Regions from separate parts of the Homo sapiens genome. Here all the other regions are linked to region 1. A link is a contact called in ENCODE Hi-C data. All regions are on one chromosome and are shown on one strand. Each heading gives the region's core, a stretch centred on a gene start or an enhancer-like site at or near the end of the contact. The rest is flanking DNA. Distances are from core to core; before and after follow the strand shown. Region 1 holds the start of ZNF234 (zinc finger protein 234). Region 2 holds the start of ZNF570 (zinc finger protein 570). Region 3 holds the start of ZNF571 (zinc finger protein 571).

The links. Hi-C counts contacts between places; a loop is a spot of excess contacts on that map. Pooled maps may share reads with other maps.
Region 2: a loop to region 1 is called in a pooled map, with 15 times the contacts of the local background. The contact joins the promoter of ZNF570 here to the promoter of ZNF234 in region 1. A Hi-C loop is called at or near these places in 4 of 50 pooled maps.
Region 3: a pooled map shows a loop between it and region 1 (11-fold over the local background). The contact joins the promoter of ZNF571 here to the promoter of ZNF234 in region 1. A Hi-C loop is called at or near these places in 6 of 50 pooled maps.

The regions. Positions count from the first base shown.
Region 1 is chr19:44,139,643-44,144,392 of GRCh38, forward strand. It overlaps ZNF234 (zinc finger protein 234), which reads left to right and starts at 1,912. Exons shown (of 6, transcript NM_006630.3): 1 at 1,912-2,091; 2 at 2,672-2,725. RefSeq lists enhancers at 1,940-2,339, 2,094-2,684, 2,350-2,399.
Region 2 is chr19:37,467,158-37,471,907 of GRCh38, forward strand. It overlaps ZNF570 (zinc finger protein 570), which reads left to right and starts at 2,199. Exons shown (of 5, transcript NM_144694.5): 1 at 2,199-2,400; 2 at 3,147-3,230. The coding sequence starts at 3,198. ZNF569 (zinc finger protein 569) reads right to left here and starts at 287. Exons shown (of 6, transcript NM_152484.3): 1 at 1-287. RefSeq lists enhancers at 108-157, 1,874-2,373.
Region 3 is chr19:37,591,978-37,596,727 of GRCh38, forward strand. ZNF571 (zinc finger protein 571) reads right to left here and starts at 2,815. Exons shown (of 4, transcript NM_016536.5): 1 at 2,764-2,815. ZNF540 (zinc finger protein 540) reads left to right here and starts at 2,899. Exons shown (of 5, transcript NM_001172225.3): 1 at 2,899-3,118. RefSeq lists enhancers at 1,776-2,457, 2,257-2,386, 2,457-2,506, 2,458-3,140, 2,737-2,936 and 2 more.

The sequences.
Region 1 (4,750 bases), core at 662-3,161:
TGTAACTAGTATAGAAATAGCAGTCAGTCAATTTTCAAAGAGGGGGATGTGTGGCATTGTGTGGTTAGCATAGTAACCTTGTTTTTATGTAAACACAATTGTGAAAAGGTATTTTTTTAGTTTATAAAATGAATCTAGAATGTGAGACTTCATTTTTTAAAAAACAAAAATATAGATTGATAAGTGTATTAGTCCATTCCCCCATTGCTATAAAGAAATACGTGAGTCTGGGTAATTTATAAAGAGGTTTCATTGGCTCACACAGAGTCCTGCAGCCTGTAAAGGAAACATGGCAGCATCAGCTCAGCTTCTGGGGAGGCCTCAGGAAACTTACAACCATGCTGCAAGGCGACTAGGGAGCCAGCACTTCACATGGCCAGAGTAGGAGGAAAAGAGCGAGGAGTGAGATGCTACACAATTTTAAACAAGCAGATCTCATGAGAACTCTATCAGGAGAACAGCACTAGAGGGATGGTGCTAAACCATTAGAAACCTCCCCGGTGATCCAATCGCCTCCCACCAGGCCCCAACTCCAACACTGGGGATTACATTTCAACATGAGATTTGGGTGGGGACACAGATCTAAACCATATCAATAGGCCAATGTATGTTTATGGGGAGAAAAAAATCTGGTTATCTTTTTTTTTTTTTTTTTTTCCGTGACAGAGTCTTGCTCTGTCGCCCAGGCTGGAGTGCAGTGGCATGATCTCGGCTCACTGCAACCTCTGCCTCTCAGGTTCAAGCGATTCTCCTACCTCAGTCTCCCGAGTAGCTGGAATTACAGGCACGCACCACCATGCCCGGCTAATTTTTGTATTCTTAGTAGATATGGGTTTTCACCATGTTCTCCTGGCTGGTCTCGAACTCTTGACCTCATGGTCCGCCCGCCTTGGCCTTCCCAAAGTGCTGGGATTACAGGCGTGAGCCACCGCACCCAGCCCCTGGTTATCTTGAAGAAAGATTTTAGATGGGTTTTTTTCTGATTTTGCTTTATTCTATTATTTATTTGTATCAACCAATGTAAGCCAGATTCCAAATTGCTAACTATAATGACGATATTTTAACCAAAAAATATAAAGGAAGAAAATAAAATATGTTCCTTCACGTATAGGATCCTCCTTAATGCTACTGCATTAAATAAATCATAGGCATTGGGTGTCTGACATCAATGCCAAGCGCTTCACCAGTTATACTTGCTTTGAAGTATTGGGCAATTTAAGAGCTTCTCTGAAATTTGGTGTTTTTACCTCTTCAGTAGACATAATACCATGAAAAGTGTAAACGAAAGAAGATAGCTTTTCCATGAGGACAGGGCTTCCCCACTGGCCCTCTCAAATGATGATTGTTTTTCCTGCCAAACCAGTGGTACCACAGCGTCTGGAGTAGGGGCTGGCACCTTCTTTGTTCTTCATTGCCTCTCCCAAACCATTGTACTTGCTCACTCTTCCAACTTTTAGTTTTGGCCTCATATTATCAGTTTATAGTAATCAATCATCAATCATCTACTGACCCCTAAAAAGTCATTCCCCATTTAGTCCTTGAAGATTGTATCTCCTCGCTTGTTCTCTTTCCAATAATCCTCCGTAGTCCTGGGAGGCGTTTAGACTTCAGGAATTGCTGTCTATTCAATATTTTCGCTCAAGGACTCAGGCAGAGGGAAGGACGACTCTCAGGGTCACAGTCCACATTCCCTACCAAGCGCTCAGCGATATAGGATTCGTTCCCCATGGGCAGTGCGGGAATCGTAGGCAAGGAGCACCGCGGAGTCCCATCGCTTTTCCCTGAAGGGTGAGATTCTGAACGTTTTTCCCTCAGCATTCTGAGTGTAATCCAAACGCTCAGTGGAGTCGTGGTCCATTTGACCCACGCAGGGGGATCCGGGGAATTCTGGGAAATGTAGTCCCGCCAATCAGTGGAGTCGCGGGCACTTCCGCTCCAGGGAAGAGGGGGCGATTGTCACGGCACATTCCACGGTAGTTTCTTCCAGTTCCGCGACTCGCGGGCCCCTCCTAATGTCAGGGACTTAAGATTGGGGCTCGCTGGGACCTGGTGGTCCGGTTATGGGAAAAGAAGCCTCGTGGGAGAGCAGAGGTTTGGTGGGGCGAGGGCGGCGGCTTTTGTTGTGTCAGCGGAGCCTTCTTGGGCTGGGGCTCCCCTCGTGTCCCGCGGCGGGAGGCGGGGGGCATTGGGACTTGGTTGGGTCGCGTCTCGCCTGGTTTGAGGGTTTCCGGGGCTCTGAGCTCGCCCACTCCGCCTCCCTGCACTCCAGGCGCGCAGTCACTTTTTTACAGTGCAAGGTTGGCGTGTTAATCTCCCTGGGCCTCTCCTTGCTGTTCTTTAAAATGGGGACGTTAGGACCATCTTTGTAGAATCGTTTTGGTAACTGGAATAGGTTACACAACACAAACAGTCCCTGTCACTTGGTGAGTGGTGGTTTCTTGTTACTTTCCCACGAAACCTGTTAGGTCCCCCGGTGGGGTCAGAGCTCCAGCAGCAGGGGCCTCAGCCCTTATCTCTGATCCCTGCAGGACGCTGGACGATCCCGGACGCCTTCTGACCTCTTTTTAGGCAGGCGAGGGTTGCGTCCACTTCCACGAAGGGAGGGGAGCATTTAACTTTTCTCAGGGACAGCGACCCAGTCAGGATGTTTCACAGCTTTCTCCTTCCCCAGCCTGAAAAAGGACTGCGCGGACTGACTTCTTGGCTACTGAAAGCAAAGCTCCACGTGAGTGTGACTTGTCATTTTTCTTTTACAGAGACTGTATCTTTGTAGCATGTGTAATAGGGCATGGGCATTTATAATAATTAAGCCTTAATTGCTAACTTCAATTCTAGGGGATTTATACAATTAGATACGTTTAAGCCGCAACGTGACTCTGTGGAGAGGTACTGGTCATCCAAGTAGTAAGAGGTGAAACTTGGGTTGGAACCTAGGCATTCAGGGTCAGAGCCCGAGTTGATCATCTCTTGGATATATTCTCATTGAGGCAGAGGAACTAGCTGTACTCAGGTGGGGAAAGTAAGTTAGAACTTGATTAAAGGACCTTAAGAGCAAGGCTAATTGCCTTGGAGTTTTCTCAGTTTTTAAAAACTGTCAACTATTTTGTTTCATTTATTACAAATATTTCACATTCTAATAGAACCGTATCACTGTGAAGCATTCAGAAATTACAGAAATACGAAGATACAAAAATTGTAATTACCTATGAAATCAGGATGTAAAGATAGTAATGGTTAAATTTCTAATGCATTTTGTTTTAGTGGTTCCATGTTTATATTACTTATAAATGTTTTACAAAATTTTTATTATACATTTCTCAATGTTTTTCTATTTATCTGCTTATCCATGGAAATTTCCAGATAAAGAGATAATAAACTAGTGACCTGCCATATTCTATCATGCTCATTCTTATTCTTCTCATTATTATTTCTCCTATGACTATTTCCTGATTTTTTAAAAAAACTTTAACACAGTAATTATATAATTTTAAGTCTATAGAAAAGTTGCAAAAATAGTATAAGAGGGCAGGGCATGGTGGGTCATGCCTGAGTCCTGAGTTATGGAACTGAGGCACTCAGGGTCACAGCCCGAGTAATCCCAGCACTTTGGGAGGCCAAGGCCTGTGGATCACTTGAGGCCAGGAGTTTGAGACCCGCCTGGCCAGCATGACAAAAACTCGTCTCTGGCCGGGCGCGGTGGCTCACGCCTGTAATCCCAGCACTTTGGGAGGCCGAGGCGGGCGGATCACGAGGTCAGGAGATCAAGACCATCCTGGCTAACATGGTGAAACCCCGTCTCTACTAAAAATACAAAAAATTAGCCGGGCGTGTTGGCGGGCACCTGTAGTCCCAGCTACTTGGGAGGCTGAGGCAAGAGAATGGTGTTAACCCGGGAGGCGGAGCTTGCAGTGAGCCGAGATTGCGCCATTGCACCCCAGCCTGGGCAACAGCGCAAGACTCTGTCTCAGAAAAAGAAAAAAAAAAAAAAAAGAAAACCCGTCTCTACTAAAGATACAAAAATTAGCCACATGTGGTAGTGCGCGCCTGTAATCCCAGCTACTCTGGTGGCTGAGGCATGAGAATCGCTTGAACCCAGGAGGAGAAGGTTGCAGTGAGCCAAGATTGCACCACTGCTCTCCAGCCTGGGCAACAAGAGCAAAACTCTGTCTCAAATAAATTAAAATAAAATAAAATTAATTTTTATGAGTAGATATACTTGTTAGTGGGCAACATACTGTAAAGACCAGCATCCCCTGTTCCCCTGTTTGCTTATTCATTCATTCAAAAGTAAATATTCTATCAATATGGACTCAGAACGCAGTCTTGTTAAATTAAATGACATGTAGATTAATAATTTTTTTCCAACTTTATTGAGGTGTATTTTATGTATCAGAATTCACCCATTTCAAGTGTACAATTCAGTAATCTTTAGGAACTTTGCTGAGTGTAGTAATCATCATCATCATTTAGTTTAGATCATTTTCATCCCCCAATTGGACTCCTCTTGCCCATTTACAGTTAATCCCCATTCTTATCCTAAATCCCCATCAACAAGTAACCTACTTTCTTTATAAACATTTGTCTGTTCTGAACGTTTCATATACATGAAATCATACAATCTGTGGTTTGGTGTGCCTGGCTTCTTTCACTCAGCATAGTGTTTCCAAGGTTCATGCATGTTGTAGCATGAGTCAGTACTTCATTCCTCTTAATTTCCAAATAAGATTCCATTGTATGGATATGCCAGGAT
Region 2 (4,750 bases), core at 949-3,448, 6.7 Mb before region 1:
CAGAGGCGGCACTGAGGCCGGCGCTGTCGGTGGCTGAGAGCGCCACAAGTCTCGGTCCGTTACACCAGGGGCGACGCTTCCCAGAGGCCCCCGCGGCTCACCCGGGCGGGACTGGCTTCACTGTTTGCGCGTCCTGAGAAGCAGACCACGGTGTTCCAGGGCTCACAGCTCCGCGCAGGGGAGCTCAGCCTAGGTTTTGCACGAGCGGCCTCCCGCGAGCCCAGCTCTGAGAGATTGGGAGCGCAACTTGGTGCTGAGAAGAATCGAATCGTTCCGCTGCTTCCTGCGCCGAACTACATTTCCCAGAGGCCTTCGCGGCCCTACTTCCCCGACCCCACCTGCAAAAAGGCACTTCCTTCTTACAGTCGGCTGGAGCTGCAGGTTCGCAAGGTCCGTGAAGGAAGCCCGGCTCAGTGTGTTTAGTTCCGTCTTTTTGGGTCTCTACCTGAGGCTAGAATACAGCGGGGTGAAGGTGGTGAGAGCTCCAGGGCCAGTGAAGGCCGGGTCAGCTGGAGCCTTAAGGTCCTGACAGCGGCTAGAAGAGGGAGGAGTGACGTAGTGTGACTGTATGTGTGAAACTTCGGCCATGGAATTTGGAGTGGGGTTTCCAGGGCGAGAGACCCTGTCCAGTGACATCTGAGGTCGTGCGAATATGCGACCTTTTGTGTGACCATGGTCGCGTTTTATATTCTCGTGGCTGTTTGATTCTGACCTTGCAGTTTTGTCAGAGACAATGTGCATGTATTTGTTCTTTCTGGACTTCTCGATTGTGAGTGTGACAGTGTTATTGGATTTCATGACCCGGGATCGTGAGCGAAAAGTAGTGTGGCCAGACCGCCTGACTTCTAAACAGACTTGGCCTTACTAGCTGTGTCATCTCAGACTAGGTACTTAACTTCTCTATGCCTTTCGTGTTTTTTTTTTTTTGTTTGTTTTGTTTTTTTTGAGGCAGAGCCTCACTTTGTTGCCCAGGCTGGAGAGTGCAGCGGCGCGATGTTGGCTCACTGCAGCCTCGAACTCCCGGGCTCAAGCGATTCTCTGCCTCGGCCTTCCGAGTAACTGGGACCACAATCAAGGGACACTCCGCCCGGCTGATTTTTGTTTGTTTGTTAGTAGAGATAAGGTCTCGCTATGTTGCCCAGGCTGCTCTCGAACTCCTGAGCTCAAGCGATCCTCCCGCCTGGGCCTCAAAAAGTGCTAGGATTACAGGCATGAGCCGCACGGGGCCGGTCTTAATACCTTTAATAAAGAGATAATAGGCCGGACGCGGTGGCTCACGCCTGTGATCCCAGCACTTTGGGTGGGCAAAGCGCACGGATCATTTGAGGTCACGAGGTTTTTGTTTGTTTGTTTTTTAAGACGGAGTCTTGCTCTGTCGCTCAGGCTGGAGTGCAGTGGCGCGATCTCGGCTCACTGCAACCTCCGCCTCCTTTCGCCTCCCAGGTTCAGGCAATTTTTCTGCCTCAGCCTCCTGAGTAGCTGGGACTTAAGGCGCGTGCCACCACGCCCGGCTAATTTTTTTGTATTTTTAGTAGAGACGGGGTTTCACCATGTTGGTCAGGCTGGTCTCGAACTCCTGACCTCGTGATCTGCCCACCTTGGCCTTCCAAAGTGCTGGGATTACAGGCGTGAGCCACCGTGCCAGGCTGAGGGTAGCGGGTGGGAGACTGCCAGGAGTGTAGTGCGCTTGCGCAGTTTACCACCCTGCATCCCCCCCACCCCGCTCCCCTCCCAATTTTTTTCGGGTATCCAGCACAATTCTAGGAATTCGCCTCCCACCCATTTTGAGTAGACGCGCCACTAGCGCGTTCCCACGCACAAACCTTTTCCCTGCGGCCAACCTGCGATTCTCAACTCCCCGCCCTGGTTGCTAAGGGAGGCGCGCAGAGCGCTTGTGCCTGCGCACTTCCACACCAGCCCGTGTAGTGTGACGCTGGGCCCCGTCCCTGTGACCGGGCCAGGCTCGGAGCTGCAGGGAATCCGGACTTTCGGGCTCTCTGGAAGGCCGGGGAGAGGCCAGTGTGGGAGGACCTGGTGGGGAGGAGGCCGTGTTACAAACCCTGCGCGGAGCTGCACCGCTGCTGCCAGACACTGCGACGCCGCGACCTTTTCTACTCCGGACTACGTTTCCCAGCGGACCCCGCGGGAGTTGGGCCGGCGGCCCCTTTGTGTCCTCCGGGGGCGGAGGCAGCTGAGGCGCTTCTTTCCGGGCCCGTAAGGGCTGGGTTCCATCCAACTAAGGGTAGCGGTGAGACCCGAGTGCAGATTCCCCGAGCCTTCGGGGCAGGAAGGAGATCTTCCACCAGTTCTGTTCTGCAGGTCGGGAGTGGGCTGAGGAGTGGCGTGTGGGTCTCCGGAAGCTCGTCGCAGGCCATCTGTGTGACTCCGGTGCGAGTGGAGGTTGGTACCGTTCAGTGCGAGGCTGTCACCCCGTGTGCCTGTCCACGTCCTGTGTGACTGGGTGCGAGGAAGTCAATGGCACCGTGGAATGTGAGGCTGTGAGTTGAGGCGGGAGCGGGCGACTGTTCGCTGCACCTTGTTGGGCCGATACCCGCGGCTTCTTTGTGACTGGGTTGTGAGATTGTCGCTTGTGATAGATACCCTGGTGGCTGAGCCTTGCCGGTATGGGAAAGGGTGCCCGTGTGAGGCAGTCCATACCCATGGCCTCTGACTGTGGCGTGGGTAAGACGGTGGTTGGCACTGTAGTTTTTCAGACTCTGATTATGTGGGGGATTGAGTGAGAGACTGTGTGCCACGGAGAGGCTTTTAAAGCCAGCCCAAGTCATATCAATGTGCCACCAAGTTTCAGAATCACTGATTTATTGGAGAGGAGGATTGTGGGGTCAGGTCCTCTTTTATTTGATCTTGGTGCTCTTATTTGTTAGTTCTGTGTCTTTATGTGAAAACTTACATTCCTCTGAGTCTGTATTTGTAAAGCCTAGAACATCTGTTGTTAACCTAAGGAATTGGGAAATGATTTAGGCATCAGTTAAATTGTATGCAAACAAATTCCTAGGTCTCCATTATGCTCTCTCTATTGGAGGGAAGGTTGCAAGAGGAGGAAAGAGAATCCTAAAAAGTCTAGACTGGTGATTCTGGATGCTGCAAGAAAAGTCTAGTTTCTCATGTTCTTTTCCCCATCTCAGTCATCTGAGGCCACTGCTATTTCCCAAGAGAAGAGCCAGGAGGAAGAAAGAATGGCTGTTGGGCTTCTTAAAGCCATGTACCAGGTGTGTTGGTGTTTTCTCGATTTCCTGAATACCTGTCTGCTTTTCAAAACAAGCAGGTACTAATTTTCCTTCTGCTGAAACGTTTCTGGGTAACCAGTCATGTCCCTTATCAACACTCTCCATTGGATTCCCATCTTATTCAAGATAAACGCGTAAGTCCTTGTCTTGACCTGCAGGGCCCTGCATAATCTGGTCCCTGACTGTCCCTCTGACTTCATCTAATTTTTCTCATCCTGTCTTTAACTCAGTCACTCAGTTCCAGCAACACTAGCTTCCTTGTAATGTGGTGAGTACATTCTTATTTATTCTTTTTTTTTTTTTTTTTTTTTTTTGAGACAGAGTCTCACTCTGTTGCCAGGCTGGAGTGCAGTGGCGCAATATGGCTCACGGCAACATCCACCTCCTGGGTTCAAACGATTCTCCTGCCTCAGCCTCCCGAGTAGCTGGGACGATAGGTGTGCGCCATCACGCCCAGCTAATTTTTGTATTTTTAGTAGAGACGGGGTTTCACCATGTTGGCCAGGATGGTCTGAAACTCCAGACCTCAGGTGATCCACCTGCCTCGGCCTCCCAAAGTGCTGGGATTACAGGCGTGAGCTACCATGCCTGGCCAGTGAGTACATTTTTTTTTTTTTTTTTTTTGTTGAGACGGAGTCTTGCTCTGTCTCCAGGCTGGAGTACAGTGGCACGATCTAGGCTCACTGCAAGCTCTGCCTCCCAGGTTCACACCATTCTCCTGCCTCAGCCTCCCAAGTAGCTGGGACTACAGGCGCCCACCACCACGCCTGGCTAATTTTTTGTATTTTTAGTAGAGACGGGATTTCACCATGTTAGCCAGGATGGTCTCGATCTCCTGACCTCGTGATCCGCCCGCCTTGGCCTCCCAAAGTGCTGGGATTACAGGCGTGAGCCACCGCACCCGGCCACTGCACCCATGCATTCTTAATGCATGGCCTTGCACTTGCTATTCTCTCTGCCTGGGATACTGTTCCCTCAGATACCCGATACAGACCAACTTCCTCACTCTAGTCTCTAACCAAAAACGTTCATTCATTCTAATTTTTAGTAAGCACCCATTACCACTGGGTGTCGCAGGTCTTAGTCCCTCATCCTGTTCTCTACACTTACTACCCTGGTGATCTCATCCTGTCTCATAGCCTCAAATACCATGTATATGCCAACAACTACCAAATTGTGTACAGCCCAGACCTCTCTCTTGAACTCTAGACTTGTATACCTGACTGCCTACATCTTCATTTGGTTGCATAAGAGATATGTCAAATGCAAACATCTTACAAATGGAGTGAAATGAGCCATTGGCGGTTTTGGAACATGAGTGACATGAACTGATTTTCATTTTGGTAGCATCACTCTGGTTGCTACTGAGAGTAAACTGAATGGGACAAGGATAGAATTAGGGAACTCAACTAGGAAACTCTTAACGTACTTCCTGGCTCCATTGCTTAAGCTAAACATCTTCTATCAGGAAATTAGAGACTTCAAAATACATCCAGAATCAG
Region 3 (4,750 bases), core at 1,565-4,064, 6.5 Mb before region 1:
CCAGGCGCGGTGCCTCACACTTGTAATCCCAGCACTTTGGGAAGCTGAGGTGGGTGGATTACTCGAGGTCAGGAGTTGCAGACCAGCCTGGGCAACATGGTGAAACCCCGTCTCTACTAAAAATACAAAAATTAGCCAGGTGTGGTGGCACATGCCTGTAATCCCAGCTACTCGGGAGGTTGAGGCAGAAGAACCTTTTGAACCTGGGAGGTGGATGCTGCAGTGAGCTGAGATCACACCACTACACTCCAGCCTGGGCGACAGAGTGAGGAAAAAAAAATAAAGAATGGATCTTGGTATCAATCATAAGTGGACGTTATAACCTTTAGGTCAGTGCTTCTCAATCCTTCTAAAATTTTTCACGGTCATATCCCTAGGAACCTTTTTAGATACTTTTCTCTAATAGCCACCACTCTCATGAAATTTTATTACCATAGATATACTGTATATATGTTTATGTACTGTGGCCCTTTGGAGGACCACAGATCATTGTAATACCTATGAGTTTTTGTCCTCTTCCTTCTCAAAAACCAAGTTTCACCCACTTGGAAGGTGATATCCTCCACCCTCATTGAGAATGCATGCTTTAGGTGAAAAAAAGGAAAGGATTAAATGGACAGCATTTAAACACATCAATATGACATCACTGAAAGTGGGACATCAGACTGTAAGGGCCTCATGATGTGATGTAATAGGAAGTACACAGCACCAACTATGAATTAAAGGTGATTTAGGGAAAATCTGATCCAAATTCCATCAAACCTCTAGATCTAACTGCCTGTTTACAGAAATATGAAGGAACGGAAAACAAATTATAAGACAGTACAAAGAAGCAATTAGCTAAAAGCAGTATACAGAATATTCTACGGGACAGATGATCTAGTTTTTCTACAAATCAACAGCACCAATTAAACCAAAACAAAACACAGGAGGGAAACTATCATGCATTAAGTAAGTTTAACAGGTTTGGCCACCAAATGCAATGTGTGGACTCTATCTGGATCCAGATTTGAACACACCTATTGTAAAAATATGTCTTTGAAATAATTGGGAAAATCTGAATATGGGGGTATACAAGATTATGAAATAACCACCACGCTGTTACACCAACATAAGAAACAAATTTATTGTTTTAAACTTATTGTTAGTTTTTTTTTTTATGTTGGTATAACAGCATCATGGTTATTTTAAAATATAATGTCCTTTTTGGTAATATATGCTTATAAGAGGATAAAATACAATTTTGAAATACTATAGGAAAAAACGGGGAAGGATTGATACAAAGGTATTTACAAATGTTTTTAATTACAGCTAGGTGTTGAACATGTTGGGGTTCGTATTATTCTTTAGCCTGCTTGAAAACATCCACAATAAAGTTAAAATTTTAAAACTCTTCAAATTTCCCCCAGAAAGTACAGTTATTTTTCATCAAAACCTTAGACCAGGCCAGGCGCGGTGGCTCACGCCTGTAATCCCAGCACTCTGGGAGGCCCAGGCGGGTGGATCACGAGGTCAGGAGATCGAGACCATCCTGGCTAACACGGTGAAACCTCGTCTCTACTAAAAACACAAAAAATTAGCCGGGCATGGTGGCGGGCGCCTGTAGTCCCAGCTACTCGGGAGGCTTAGGCAGGAGAATGGCGTGAACCCGGAAGGCGGAGCTTGCAGTGAGCCGAGACCGCACCACCGCACTCCAGCCAGGGCGACACAGCGAGAATCCGTCTCAAAAAGCAAACAAACAAACAAAAAAATCTTAGACCAGAAAGGACTGCTGTATCATTGGGTGGAAAGGAGAGGTGTAGTGTGGCTGGGGAGTAGAGCTAAACTGATGATCCCATCCCCGCAGCATCATTTATGGGGTGCCTAAGGACCAGTCACTAGCATGGCTGGTTCTTCCTTAGGAAGATGTTGCTGGAGGTAGAAAACGTTTCGGAAAGGAAGAAATTTGAGGTTAGAAAGAAAACAGGAACTTCACACAAGACTTTCAGAAGTGCGATATTCTTTTCCTCTGGGTGCCTCTCTTGGAAAACGCAGAACCGAGAAAAGAAATAAGCATCATAGAACATCAGAGCTCTCGGAGCAGACGAAACAATTTAGGATAACACCAACCTCTAGAAAGGGATTAGTCTTCCCCACAGGGCTGTCAAGCTAGAATAGGACATCTTTAACAGTGGTCTTCTTCCTAAGACACTTCCAGGGGTAAAGCCTCACCATCAGGGAAACTTCAAAAAGAGCCTCTTACTCTGCAAAGAAACTGCAGCAGCTGTAACCGCACGATTCTCAGCTGGCTTAATGATGTCCGTGTCACACGAGGAGTACTGCGGCCCGGGAGGGGCCAAGCGCTAGGAGCATTAACAGGCGGCAGGTGAGCCCACCCCGCGGCCGCACAAGCGCACACGCACACGTCCAGGGCGGAGGAACACTACTAGTAACACCCGCCTCCTTCTAGCCTCCCTATCCCAAAGTTATGGTGCCGATTTTGTCCGCGGCAGGGGCTCCAGGGGCACACTCATAAATTCGGTGCGGAGGAACACAACTAGCAGCACCACACCCCCGCCACTGCCAGAACCAAAGTGACGGTGCCGACACCCCTCCGCAAGCGCAAGGCCGACTTCCATAAGTAATTAGCCAGAGCACCGTCCCGTTCCTGTCAGCACCGAGCCCCAGCCAGGACACCGGTATTCCCAGCACCATACAAGAACTACTTTTTCGATGAAGCAACCCAAAAGCTGCGAGCGGTTCCCGGTGAGGCCGCCCACTCACCTGGCCGGCGCAGACAAGCTCCGTGCGTCAAGACATAACAGCGTAAGTGTACGACGTTGCGCAGCGACGCGGGGGCCTTCGGGAAATGTAGTCTACAACTGGAAACCGGCCGGATCGTGTCTGCGCAGGCCCAGCAGCTAAGATCGGGTCCGGCGCTCCAGAACAGAACGATCCCTGAGGCTCCCTTGCTCGAACTGTGGGACTTACCCTACTATGGTCCGAGCCTACCCTATTTCATTATACTCAAGTAACGCCCCAGAAATTCCAGAGAATCTCACACAAAGAGGTTGAGTCTTGCCGTGGTGCCTTCAGGGGAATGTCATCCCGGGCTAGAAGAGCTGCAAAAGGCTGTCAGGTAAGGTCTGGATTTCTCTCTGACAGCTCTGGCCGTGACGCAGTGGCCACGATACCGGGTTGCTGCTCAACGGGGTTCGGAAGTGTGACGCATTCTTTGCGGCCATGTGTGTGTGTGTGCGTGTGTGTGTGGGTCTGTGCGCGCGCGTGTCCGAGTGTCCTCTGTGGGTGCAGAGTGGGTAGTGGCCATGCCTGTGTGATGTGCGTCAGATTATGCTTGAGGCTATTAGTGGCGCATTTAGTATTGTGTGCGGAAGGGTCTTGGGAATGGTTTGATTATAGCTTTGAGGGTGACTGATGTCTGTTTAATCAGATTCAGCCTGCGACTGAGTATCTTATAACCTGTAAGAAATTGATTTTTCTTTGCATGGTCATGAATTTAAAATAGATTCCCATGAAATTATATAAATGTAGTGAATGATTCATTGAGAGTTCGCCTGTGGCAGTGAATGTGGGGAAAGAAGTGTGTGAGCATAATATGGTGAGAATGAGCACGATTGTGTGCAGCGCTGTATTATAGTGATATCTCCTGGCTTCAGTTTTCTCACCTGTAAAGTGAGGGTGTCAGTCGTGTAACGCTTTGGAACAATGCTTTTTAATAGGAATTTCTGCAAAACTGAGTTCCATTTTTTATATCTGTGCTCTCCAATATAGTAGCCACTAGCTACATATGGCTATTGAGAAATTGAAATGTGGCTGGTTTGACTGAGGAACGAATTTTTTAAATTGTGTTCAATTTTAATAAATCTAAATGTAAACAGCTATATATGGCTAATAGTCTTCCTATTGAACAGTACAACCTGGAGCATTAATTTGCCTTCAAGATTTGAAGGGGGTAAAAACTTAATTCATCTAGCAAATATTTGAAAATGAAATTCTTAAAACTTCCTTAAATTTTTTTTTAAATTTGAGATGATTGTAGATTCATATGAGGTTGTAAGAAATAATAGAGACATTGTGTGTTATCTTCAACTTAGTCTTCTCCAATGACAACATCTTGCAGGACTGTAGTATAATATGACAACCAGGATGTTGACATTGATAGTCAAGATAGATCATTTCCATCACCTCGAGGATCTGTTGTGTTGCCCTTTTATAGACAAATGCACTTTCTTCCCTCTTGTTTGAAGATATTCGCGTCAACATTAATGATAATGTAGGCATACCTCATTTTATTGTGCATCATTTTATTGCACTTTGCAGATACTGTATTTGTTTGTTTTAAAGAGACAGGCTCTCACTGTCTCACCCAGGCTGGAGTGCAGTGGTGCAGTTATAGCTCACTGCAGTCTCGAACTCCTGGGTTCAAGGGATCCTCCAGCTGGCCCACAAAGCCTGAAATATTTATTATGTGGTTCTTTGCAGGAAAAGTTTGCAGACTCCCAATCTATATTATTTCTGATGGCTACTTTATTTTCTATTATATGGATACACTAGAATTTATTTAACCTGTTCTTTATTGAAGTCTAATTTATGTTTGTATCTAGCTTTTTCCATTTTAAAATTAGTCTATCTGCACCTGTCTGCATATATCCTAGTGAACATATATAATTATTTTCCTTAGACAGGGTCATAGGAGTGGGATTACTGAAACATCTGGCTCATATTATTAAATTCTGCTAATATAAATTTC